2 separate regions of the Homo sapiens genome follow, and region 1 is linked to region 2. A link is an interaction called in ENCODE POLR2A ChIA-PET data of the cell type or tissue named here. Cell type or tissue: GM12878. All regions are shown on one strand. Each heading gives the region's core, and the rest is flanking DNA. Links, peaks and the distances in the headings are about the cores only.

Region 1 (6,146 bases), core at 1,175-5,174, 390 kb after region 2:
GCAGCCTACTGAACTCTTGCTGTGCTTAGCTTGGGCTCTTCCTAACTCCTCCCTGATGGACAAAAGTTTCACCAACCCATTATGTTCTTATTCACTGTTTCTTCTCCCACTGCAGAGATGCTGCCTGGGAACTCGAGCCAGGGGCTTTCTCAGACTTATATCAGCGCTATCAGCACTGTGATGCCCCCATCTGTCTGTATGAACAAGGCAGAGACAGCTTTGAGGATGAAGGGTAGGGGAAGGCTTCTGGCTAGAAAGAGCTCTCATCAGTGCTATCTTAGAGTTAGACCTTGGCACAGTTATTAGAAGTAAGAAATTCACTCTTGTATGCAGACCTTAGGATAAACACGATTGCTAAGTCTCATTCTTGACCAGCCCGACTCACTTGTGTGCACGTGAACACGTCTCCCCTGCAAGGTCCGCTTCACCTTGTGCCCAGTGGAGAGACATTCAGAGCCAATTCCTTTCCTAATCTACCTTTCAAGGGGTTACGACTGATGGCAGGCTTCTGGGATCAGCACTCATCCTCTCTGAGCCATACATTCATCTTGGGTAAAATGTGCTGTAAAAAATGCCTGGCCCATAGCAAACATCCAAGCATGGCAGTTGGTGTTCTGTATGTCTCCACAACCCTTCCTGGGCTCTTCCTCTAGGAGGTGGTGCCTCATTCTGTGTGCTACATGCGGATCCCACGGAACCCACAGGGACTGCTCCTCTCTTAGATCTAACAGTAAGAAATGGGAGTGTGAGGAGTGTTCACCTGCTGCAGCCACAGGTGAGGCTGGAGGGATGGGCCGGCCTCAGAGCAAGGAGGGGGCTGTAGGGACTTGTGGTGCCTGGGAAAGGAGGAAGACATCCCACCAGAGGGGGATTAATAGTTGGTGCCTTTGACTTTGGAAGGAAAGTAGCTAGAGAGGAGCTTAAGGACCTGTGCCTGGGAGAAGCAGAGGCTTGAGTTTTCCTCTCCTGCCTTTCTCTCACCAGACTACATACCTGAAAACTCAGGGGACATCCCTTGCTGCAGCAGCACCTTCCACCCTGAGGAACATTTCTGCAGAGACAACACCTTGGAAGAGAATCCGGGCCTTTCTTGGACTGATTGGCCAGAACCTTCCTTATTAGAAAAGCCAGAGTCCTCTCGTGGCAGGAGGAGCTACTCCTGGAGGTCCAAGGGTGTCAGAATCACTAACAGCTGCAAAAAATCCAAGTAACACCTTCTGAGTAGCTGCTGTCCCACACAATAGGGTATGAAGCTGCGCTCCTCCATCGGGTTTGGGGAGGGAGCACTCTGGGACTGTGAGACAAGGAAGCAGGGCCAGCAGTGAGACTATGAGCCAAGCAAAGAGAAGTCTCAGTGGAGCATGAGGAGGGAGCAGTCCAGATGCCAACAAGGAAATGCGTTTATGGCTACAAGAGTGCCTCTGCTTTCTCCTCCTCTCCTCCCACCAAGGATTCTTCCACCTTAATCTTGTTTTCATATGCCTCTTCTTACTTCACCCATGTTTGTTGTTATGCAAATAAAGGTTTTCTCTCCATTGGTGTCTCCTTATAAATTCATTCTGAAATTTGTCTGGGTAGTAAAGATTCTACGGGGTAGAGTACGAGAGTAAGAAAACTCACCCTCCTAATCCATAAAATTTAGGGAATTAATGTAGAACTTTTAGCTTAGAATATAGACATGTTTCTTTGGAGGGAAAGAAACCTGTTTATACGGAAATTGGCATTACAGAGGTAGAGAATCTTCATCAATCATTGTGCAAATAATAAGTACACAGGTTCTCATTAGGGAGGTGAGCCAGCATAGCAGTCCACACTGGGTGGAGAATAGGCCCTTGTTGCAAGGCTTGGGGTCCTGGACTCAAACAGGTCAAGGACTACCATGCTTATACATGGGGCATAAGGGACTCCATTCTCTCCTGACTGGTGTGGGCTTCAGCACACCTCCACAGCATGAGTGAGCCCAGTCAAACCCTCACTGCCCGGTGGTTCGAGCATTTCCGTCCAGAGTTTAAATATGAATTTGCATGCCAGGACATTCAAATTAGGCAAGGTGGCCGGGCGCAGTGGCTCATACCTGTAATCCCAGCACTTTGGGAGGCCGAGGCGGGCAGATGACTTAAGGTCAGGAGTTCAAGACCAGCCTTGCCAACATGGTGAAACCCCATCTCTACTAAAAATACAAAAATTAACCGGGCACGGTGGTGGGTGCCTATAATCCCAGATACTTGGGAGGCTGAGGCAGGAGAATCGTTTCAGTCCGGGAGGTGGAGGTTGCAGTTAGCTGAGATCGCGCCACTGCTCTCCAGCCTGGGTAACAGAGCAAAACGCTGTCTCAAAATTAAATTAAAAAAACATAATCTTCCCGTTTTCGTTCACCTCAGATAATTGTATCACAATTTTTGTTAACTTTCAATGTTTATATTATTATGATGCTAGAAATACTGTTTACCACTGAGCCAGGCAGTACACTATGATTACCTTTCCTCTTTTGTACAATGTTTTTTTCTGAAATTAATAATTGCTTCTTTTTTGGTATATACCTATTGCTAATTCTTCTGAAATGTTGCAAATGATCAACAAAATGTCTCAAAATGCAATTTTCCTCATAGACCAGGCATCAGATCACTATCAGCTGGACTTCTTTTCCTGAAGACCTGCCTCCCAGAGCCGCCGCCTCCAGTGCTGGCTGCTCCTAGAGCTCCTGCACAGCTGTCCTCCTAGGGCTTCCCACAATTATGCCCTTTTTCTTCATTTCCTTTCTCTTGGGTTTGACCACCCAATGCTATCCTTGCTTATCCGGGCGTCCAGGGAAATTTTGTCAGAGCTCTGCAAGTAACAGGAACATTTTTTAATTGTGAGCTTTCATATAAAACACAATATTTAACCCATTCTAAAGATTCAACTCTTGCAGTGATAATTCACAACTGAAAGATGCTCCTTAGATTAAGACTTTAGTTCTAAACCTAGAGTTTCTGTAACTTGGGTCACCAGGCATATTTTTAGGGATCTGTGGTAGTATTAATATCTTTTCTTAAGGAGTCTATTTGTATACCCAAGTGTGAGAAACACTATCTTAACTGAGAGTAATGGCCCCTAACAGTGCCCTCTCGACTTTAGCTTCAGTGGGTAGAAAGGGAGCTTGGGAGGGGGCAGTTTTTGTCACCTAGATGTCAGCTGCCCTACCTCTGTGTACAGTTGACTTTGTGGATACTTGCTTAGCTAACACGACAGTGCATGCATACACACACACACACACACACACACACACACACAGCTATTAACTATTTCTTACTCTTTGTATTTTTAGTCTCCACTGATGTTAATAGCCAACCCTATTTTTATAGGCTGGAAAGTCCAACTTTGAAATGTTCTATTCTTCATCTGGGCCTAATCAGTCATTCTCCACTAAATAACTGGCTTCTTTTTTTTTTTTTTTTTTTTTTTTTTTTTGAGACAGAGTCTCTTTGACCTCGTGATCCACCCACCTCAGTCTCCCAAAGTGCTGAGAATCCAGGTGTGAGCCACCACGCCTGGCCTCTTTTTGCTTTTCTTTTTCTTTCTTTCTTTCTTTCTTTTTTTTTTTTTTTTTTTTTTTTGAGAGGGAGTCTCACTCTGTTGCCCAGGCGGGAGTGCAGTGGTGCGATCTCGGCTCACTGCAACCTCCACCTCCCGGGTTCAAGTGATTCTCTCCTTCCTCAGCCTCCTGAGTAGCTGGGATTATAGGCACGCACCACCATGCCAGGCTAATTTTGTATTTTCAGTAGAGACGGGGTTTCACCAAGCTGGTCAGGCTGGTCTCGAACTCCTGACTGCCTCGGCCGCCCAAAGTGCTGGGATTACAAGCGTGAGCCACTGCACCCAGCCCCTTTTTTTTTTTTTTTTTGAGTCAGGGTCTCACTCTGTTCAGTGGCATGATCATGGCTCACTGCCCCGACCTCCCTGGGCTCAGGTAATCCTCCCACCTGAGCCTTCCAAGTAGCTAAGACTATAGGCATGCACCACCATGCCTGGCTAATTTTTTTTATTTTTTTTTAAGAGATGAGGTTTCACCATGTTGCCAAGGCTGGTCTTGAACTCCTGGGCTCAAGGGATCTGCCCACCTTGGCCTCCTAAAGTGCTGAAATTACAGGTGTGAGCCACCACACCCAGCCAGCTTCTTTCTTAAATAAGCTTTTAATTTAGAATAGTTTTAGACTTACAGAAACATTGTAAAGATAGTATAGAGTCCCCATATATCCCAAACCTAATTTCTCCTACTATTAACACATTAGTATAGCAAATTTGTCACAATTAAAGAACGAATATTGATACATCATTATTAACTAAAGCCCAAATTTTATTGAGATTTTCTTGTCTTTTCTGTTCCAGGATACCACATTGCACTGTGTCGTATCTCCTTCGGTTCCTCTTGGCTGTGATGGAATGGCAGACTTCCCTTGATTCTGAAGACCTTGACACTTCTGAGGAGTACTGGTCAAGTATTTTGCAGAGTGTCTCTTAACTGGGATTGTTCTGATGTTTTTCTCATGATTAGACTGGGGTTATGGGTTTTGGAGGAAGACACAGGAGAAGTGCCATTTTCATCACATCATATCAAAGTTACATAGTATCAGCATGACCTGTCACTGTTGAGGTTGACTTTGATCATTTGGCTGAGGTAGGTTTTGTCAGATTTCTCCACTGTAAAGTTACCCTTTTTCCCCCTTTTCTTTTCTTTCTTTTTCTTTTTTTTTTTTTTTTAGATGGAGTTGTACTCTGTTGCCCAGGTGGGAATGCAGTGGTACAATCTTGGCTCACTGCAACCTCCGCCTCCCGGGTTCAAGCAATTCTCCTGCCTCAGCCTCCTAAGTAGCTGGGATTACAGGTGTGCACCACCACACCAGCTAATTTTTTTTTAGTAGAGATGGGGTTTCACCATGTTGGCCAGGCTGGTCTCGAACTCCTGACCTCGAGATCCACCCACCTCAGCCTACCAAAGTGCTGGGGTTACAGGTGTGAGCCACCGCACCCAGGCTTTTCCTCTTTTCATACTGTACCTTCCAAAGGGAAGTCACTATGTGGAGCCCACAGTTAAGTAGAGGTTTTTATGCAACTCCTCCTTGAGGATGGAGTATCTACATAAATTATTTGGAATGGTTCTGCATGGGAGATTTACCTATTTTATTCTCTCCTGCTTATTTATTTAGCCAATCTTTTTTTTTTTTTTTTTTTGAGACGGAGTTTCGCTCTTGTTGCCCAGGCTGGAGTGCAGTGGTGCGATCTTAGCTCACTGCAACCTCTGCCTCCCGGTTTCAAGTGATTCTCCTGCCTCAGCCTCCCAAGTAGCTGGGATTACAGGCATGCGCCACCATGCCTGGCATTTTGTATTTTTAGTAGAGAAGGGGTTCACCAGGTTGGTCAGGCTGGTCTCGAACTCCTGACTTCAGGTGATCCACCCACCTCGGCCCCCCAAAATGCTGGGATTACAGGCGTGAGCCACCATGCACAGCCTATTCAATCATTTAGTATGGACTCCTGGACTTTGGGTTACAATGTAATAATACTTTATTTTGTTGCTCAAATTGCTTTGGCCACTGGGTGTTCATGTGTCCTTTTCACACATCCCCATCACTGTGTGTCTGGTTTTGTTTTGTTTTGTTTTTGAGCACTTTTTTACTTTCTGACACTGCAAGATGCCCCAAGCTCATCTTCTTTTAAATGCCTGTTTCATGACAAACACATGTTTAAAATTTTTAATACCTATTTTCATAACTGATGTGTCTTATTAGAATTAATTACTGTTTCATAACTTAGGAGCTGGGACAAATCAGTTCACTTAGGGATAGTAGAAATAGATGTTAAATAAAACTTTCCCAAAGCACCTGCTCCCCTTCCTCTAATCATTACCTTTACGGGAACCGTAAACTAAGGCCAGAAACCTCAGATTTTCCTTCAGCTTCCCTCTCTGTTCAGCCAACCTCTTTGTTGTCAGTTCGACTGTTTTTCAAATGTTTGCCTTCCTCTCCTTCCCATTGTCAGTGCTCAGCTCAGACCTTGATGCCTCATAGGATGGGCAGCAAAAGTCTGCATGGTTTCCTGTGTCCACTTGCTTCTCTGACACATCCACCCTTTTCCCTTCTGCCAGTTACCATAAAACATGTGCTAAC
Region 2 (6,146 bases), core at 677-4,676:
TAATATTTTATTTATGTATTTATTTTGAGACAGAGTCTCTCTGTCGCCAGGCTGGAGTGCAGTAGCGCAATCTCGGCTCACTGCAACCTCTGCCTCCTGGGTTAAAGCGATTCTCATGCCTCAGCCTCCTGAGTAGCTGGGATTACAGGTACGTGCCACCACACCCAGCTAATTTTTGTACTTTTAGTAGAAACAGGGTTTCACCATGTTGGCCAGGATGGTCTTGATCTTCTGACCTCGTGATCCGTTTGCCTTGGCCTCCCAAAGTGCTGGGATTACAGGCATGAGCCACCGCGCCCGGCCAATGCCTGGCTAATTTTTAAATTTTTTGTAGAGATAGGGTGTTGCCATATTGCCCAGGCTGGTCTCAAATTCCTGGTTTCAAGCAATCCTCCCTCCTTGGCCTCCTAAAATGCTGGGACTACATGCATGAGCCACTGCACCCAGCCACCTCTGTCTCTTGGACTTACAGGGAACAAAGGGCAGAAGTTCACTCACCTCCTGCTGGAAAAATAGACTTGTAAGCAGCAAGGGCTGGAGGCAGGGGGAAGAACAGATGACCCCCCGAGGGCCTAGAGAGGGAGGGGAAGAGGGGGGCCTTGCCTGTGTCCAGGCATCCCAGGGTATGCTATGTTGAGGCCGGGCACTGCCAAAGATGGGGAGCATGAGGCTGACCTGCCAGGTGTGTTGTCGTGGTGCCCACCCCTTCCCCCTAGGGAAGGACAGCAGTCCAGTCTCACACCCGCTAGAGACTCTTGGAATTCAGCAGGGAGTGGTCAAACAGCCCTATGGAGAGTGGAGCCACCTCATACCCACAGGGAGGACAGAGGCCTCCAAAGACCTCCACCTGGGGGCACACAGGGTGCAGGATGCCCATAGATGAAATCTGAGCAGACTCCCTGGAGGAGGGGGCCTCTAGGATGCCCGTGTTTGGGCAGAGAGAAGCCTGAGTCCCAGAAAGGTGGAGGATGGACAGGGAAGGTCCATGAATGTGTAACACAGGCCTGGGCAGTGGCCTGGCACCATGGGCCACATTCTCTGGGGAGGATGATGGACATGATCCTATGGGAGGGAACAACCTCACTGGGGGAGGCTGGACAACAGCCGCTGGGTCCAATGTGAGCCAGGGATCACGGAGCAAGTTAGAGGCTAACCACTCCAATTCTCCCTTCCTTCAAGCTGTGATTTTCTTAGGGCAGGTTCCCAGGAATGGGATTGCTGGATTAAAGGTTGTTCATATTTTTAGGCCTTTTGACTCAAGTTGCCAAATGGCCTGCAGACAGCATCTCCAGGTCCCCCACCCTTGGTTGGCTACGAGGCAGCCAGGGAGAGCTGAGACAGCATCCCACCCCAACTTCCGAAGGTCAGTTATACCTGTGGTCTGGGACGAGGCTGGCTGAGCTCTCCCTAGGATAAAAGGACTGCTGTAACATCATGGTCCACGCCATAGCCTCATGGCCCCTTCTCTGGGCTTCCCTCGCTCCCTCTGTGGGAACATAGGAGTGGGTGAGCCAGCCCTACCCTCGTGGAGTCTCATGGGTATTCCCACAGACAAACAAGCCCCACATCACCAGGACAGGGTGGTGGGCACAACGAAGGCATTTCACTCAGCCTGGGGCTGGGCAGCTTCCTGGAAGCAGCAATACCAGCCCACGCAGGAGGCAGCCAGCTGGGGACAGGAGGGATCAGGACAGGTGGGCCTTGGGGTGGCCTTGTCCCTGTGCCTCTCTAGGGCTGGGCCTGACCCCAGGATGAAGCATCCTCATTCCATCCCTTCTGTCTAGCCAAGGGCTGGGGCTTTGTGTTCCCCTCCCTCACATTCCAAGTCACTGAATTTCTCTGGGCCTCCGTCTCTATACTTACAGTCCAGTGGGAACCTCGTGGAGGAGTTAGAAGCGCTTCTGTCAAGTCTTCACCTTGGAGCAGTGGTTACTGCTAGCCGGGGTACCTGGGAGGGAGAGTTCTTCTGGCAGGGGAAGCATGGCTGAGCCCACTGGGCACTGGCTGGAGTCCCGGGACTCCCCCAGCCCAGGGTCAGGCTCAGACTGCAGCATTCAAGGAGCCCTGCTGCCAGAGGAAAGATACCTGAGGCCACCTTCCTTCTGGGCCTGACCCCTGCGTCTCTCTGCCCTCTGTTCCCTGAGACCCAGTGCCAGGGCAGAGTGGCCTAGCACCCTGATCCTCCCAGCCACCCGCAGGGTCACCAGACGGTGTCCCCCATCTTCAAGGCAGCATTTCCATCCCCCCTGTCCTCCAGCTGGGGCACACTCCACAGTGGCTGCTTGGACAGCCCCTGACGGTGCATCCCCAGGGCTCTTCCCCCAGCAGGGTGAGGCACCAAAACTCACCCCCAGCCCAGAGACTGCGGGGCGTTGAGGGGTGCCTGAGAGCTACTGCTCCCATCCCCCAGCAGGCACAGCCCAATACCAGCTGCTCTCATCCCCCAGGGCCTGGTGGTTTAGACAAGTTCCCCCACACCTGAATTGACAGGTCCCTTTATGATCCCCATTTAAATGAGGCTCAGAGAAGGGAAGTACCCTGCCCAGGGGCATACAGCTGATGCCCTCTGAGGGTGAGATTGGAAACCAGTCTGACTGAAAGCCAGACTCTCAACTGTGCCGCAGAGCTCACCCCACTGGGATACTGCCATATGTGATGCTCACCACCTGGCTCGGCTGTGTCCAGAGCTTGCTTTTTTTTTTTTTTTAATACAGAATCTTGCTCTATTGGTTGCCCAGACTGGAGTGCAGTGGTACAATCATAATTCTGTGGCCTCCACCTCCCGGGCTCAAAGGATTCTCCCGCCTCAGCCTCTAGAGCAGCTGGGGCTGTAGGTGAGTGCCACCACACCTAGCTACTTTTTTTTTTTGGATTTTTTTTTTTTGTAGAGATGAAGTCTCACTGTGATGCCCGGGCTGGTCTCAAACCCCTGAGCTCAAGCAATCTTCCCACTTCAGTCTCCCAAAGTGCTGGGATTACAGGTGGTTTTCAGAGTTTTTGTTCATCAGAGGTCTCTGATCCTTACCACAGCCCTTGGGGAGGGGATGCACTTACTGCCTACAGGTGGCAGCTGAGGCCCAGAGACCGAAGGGCTGGATCACATACCGACCACTCACCGACACCGGGTGCCAGTGGACTGACACCTATACAGAGGGAGGTGCTCAGGAGGTTCAGGGGTGGAGACTGCTGGGCTGGGGGAAGGTGGGAGGAGGGGGCTGGGCTGCAAGGGGCTTTCTGCCTATGCCAGGCACTATCCCAGGCTGCTGCACTTTCAGCAGCCCCAGTATTTTATTGACTGAGTGGCAAAAAAGCTTTCAGCATAAACAGTGCCGTGTGAGTGTGGAACAAGGTCTGCTAGGCTGGCCTTTCGAAGCCTCCCTCTATGAGGGCCCTGACACCTGCCCCAGCTACAGCCCTGGCTAGCCTTGCCATCAGAGCATCATTGTACTTTCCTCAGAGTGCCTCTTCAGCAGAGGACAGAGTCTGAGGGACAGAGTAGGATCCCCTCCCAGAAACCCTCAGGACAGGCAGGGTGACTGCTGGGGGCCTGCTGGTGTATTCTGCCTAGCAGGTATGATGCAAGAACTTACAGTATCTGGACTGCCAATAGCCCTTTACAGGAGTCCAGCCAGTGTGTAGATGGGGAGACTGAGGCCCAGAAAGGCCAGGGACCTGGCTGCGGGCCCACAGCCCTTCGGGAGCAGAGCTGGAGTCAGGATCCAGAGCCTCAGCCTCCTGGCCCCGCCTAGGAACACTCAGGTCAGCTGTGCTTCGCCCTCAGGCCCCAGCAACCACCTCTGCCTAGTACAGCCCAGCTCAGGCAGGTGCTGGCCACCTTAGGGCCTGAGCCTGGGGCAGAGGCTGGAGTTGGCTATGTTGGAGCTGCGGCCCTGCCCTGAATCCAAAAGTTGCCTGAAGCCCCATCTCTCCTCCCATCACTCCCTGACGGCAGCTGCCGCAGATCATCTAGGGATCCCAGACAGGGCAACCCCCAGTGTAATGAGGCCAAACTCCCACTTCTCTCCCAGACATCTTGGGGTAGCCTCGACCTCGCTGTTCCTTGGATGGACACAGTTCAGCGGCTACCTTGAAACTGAAGGAGGTCAAAACTGGGCTCAGAGCTGAGGCTTTCCCCTTCTGCTGGGGGCTCGGCACCTAACTCTCTCACTGGGTCTTGGGCTTGACTAGGCTCGAGGAGGCTTTAGGCACCAAGGACTCTGAGGCTGGGGTGTCAGCAACACTGGCAGCTGGGACAGAAGGGGCCCTTGGCCAGGTCTGGACGAGAGAGCACCTGCTTCTACCCCCCACTGCCTGATGTTGGCCCAGGCTGAGCCCAGCACCCTCAAACCAGGGGAGCAGCCTCACCCCTACCATGTGCTCCTGGCAGCCTCTGCCAAGGAGCCCAGAGAGAGGGTGACAGGGCAGGCACGCTCTGGGGAGGCTGGGCTGGGCATTTCTTGCCAGCAAGTGCCAGGGCTTGAATCCCCTGAAGGGGTGAGTCTTTAGCTTTAGTCAGAGGAAGTGAGGCAGGGCAAATGGGCAATGTGTGTGTAGTGCTGCCGACCTGGCAGCGACCATGCCTGCGGGGATGGGCAGCCGTAGGGACTGCAGAGCAGGCCTGGCCCTGCAGGTCTCCGGCATCCATGCAGCCATGTCTGCCCTCAGTGGCTGTGTACTGCCCAGTACCCAGGGCGGTCACCCTGAGACCAGGCCCCTGTGGTGACCAGCCTGACCCCAGCTGCATCCTGACCCAGTTGCTGAGTCTCTGTTCTGCCCCTCACCTGCCGTGTGGTTTCGAAGGTCACTTGACCTCTCTGAGCCTCAGGATTCTCATCTGGAAAGTGGGGAAGACTGTGGAACCCAGACGCCCCTGGCTTCCCCCTCCCCAACATCAGGAGTCCACTCCTGAGTTAGAAAGAGCCCACCAGGGTAGAGTCTGCTGCGTTGACAGGGGGGCCCTGCTTCATTGAGCAGAAGGGGCATCTGGGCCCAGGCAGCAGGGCCTTCTCAACACAGGCTGCCCGGATGGCTTGTGCTGTGCAGATGGCCCAGGGTGAGCCCCCAGACCCATCAGCCTTGAGAGTCATCAGCATTCTCACGGGGCTCAGCAAATTGAGCTTCCCTACTCACCCCTGGGTGATGAGTTATCAACACTATTGCCATCTGCAGGCGCAAGGCTGTGAGCACCCTCCAGGAGGCCACCAGCCTGTCCCACAGCCCCTATTTCCGAGGATGTGGCTTGGGTCCTCAATGGCTGGATTCTCAGGCATTTTTCCTGACCCAGCTCTGACCATGCAGGGTGAGAGGTGCAGTTTCTGTCTTGGTCCCCAGACTAGGGTCTCTTCATCAAGAGGAAGACAAGGCCTCCCACGCCTCTCCCTGCTAGGAAGCCTCCAGCAAACCTTGGCCACATGGAGAAGGGAGAAAATGTGGGGCTCAGGGTCCCAAACCCCCAGGCCCTAGCAAAGGCAGGAGGCAGGGCTGGGCATGGGGAAGAGAGTCTACCCTGGGTAGAGCCCTGTCCCCCTGGGCCTCTGTACAGCCTAGTATCCATGGAGGGCTCAGGCTAGCCCAAGAGTGAGCAAAGATGGCCTTGGGCTAGCTCACATCATGGAAAGTCACTGGGAACAAAAGGCTGGTCACGGGCCTGGCAAGGACTCAGACCACAAAGCCTCTTCTATTTCCTGTCCACCATGGGCCAGGGACCCCTCCCCAAGGAGGCATTGCCCCATCCCACTTCAATGCTCCCTCTTGGGGACCAGGACTGGCTGGGGACAGAGACTACAAGTAGAAAGGCTTACACCTTAGAGTCACAGACTTGAGCGGAGCGTGGGGGCCCATCTCTCCCAGCCCCCTTTCCACAGAGGGGGACACCAAGGCTCGGGGAAGGGAAAGAGCAGAGCAGAGCCAGGTGTCTTCATAGAAGGCCAGCGGTCAGCCCAAAAGGCAAAGGTGTGGGAACTGAGGAGGGTCCTGGGACGGATGTGGCTGGGCCAGATGGGAGACCGTCCCGGGCTCTGGCCAGCCTGGGCAGTCAGCCTCCCTTCCCGGGCCCGGCTGGGTGGGGGCAGCAGGGCTCAGGCGGGCGGGCTGTTGATCCAGCCCGACAATGATGAAACGGCCCCTTTGTCCTGCGGCGCCAAAGT

Evidence for each region. ChIA-PET counts read pairs that join two places held together with the same protein. Peaks named below come from ENCODE experiments on the same cell type or tissue, not always from the same donor. Only the 100,000 strongest peaks of a DNase experiment are listed, where the experiment ranks them.
Region 1: POLR2A ChIA-PET joins it to region 2 with 7 read pairs; 2 of 35 experiments call an interaction of 5 or more read pairs at or near these places.

The regions. Positions count from the first base shown.
Region 1 is chr3:52,422,107-52,428,252 of GRCh38, forward strand. PHF7 (PHD finger protein 7) reads left to right here. Exons shown (of 11, transcript NM_016483.7): 9 at 116-232; 10 at 654-775; 11 at 985-1,535. The coding sequence ends at 1,211. Among named protein-coding and RNA genes, the nearest start is that of PHF7, 15 kb to the left of the region's middle. RefSeq lists an enhancer at 5,860-6,146. In GM12878, for the core only: no CTCF peak of the experiment used is centred there; no DNase peak of the experiment used is centred there; H3K27me3 peaks cover 120 bases.
Region 2 is chr3:52,033,935-52,040,080 of GRCh38, forward strand. It overlaps LOC105377088 (a long non-coding RNA gene), which reads right to left and starts at 1,944. Exons shown (of 3, transcript XR_940839.3): 1 at 1,864-1,944; 2 at 1,375-1,486. RefSeq lists an enhancer at 6,042-6,146. In GM12878, for the core only: no CTCF peak of the experiment used is centred there; a DNase peak (open chromatin) is centred at 2,537.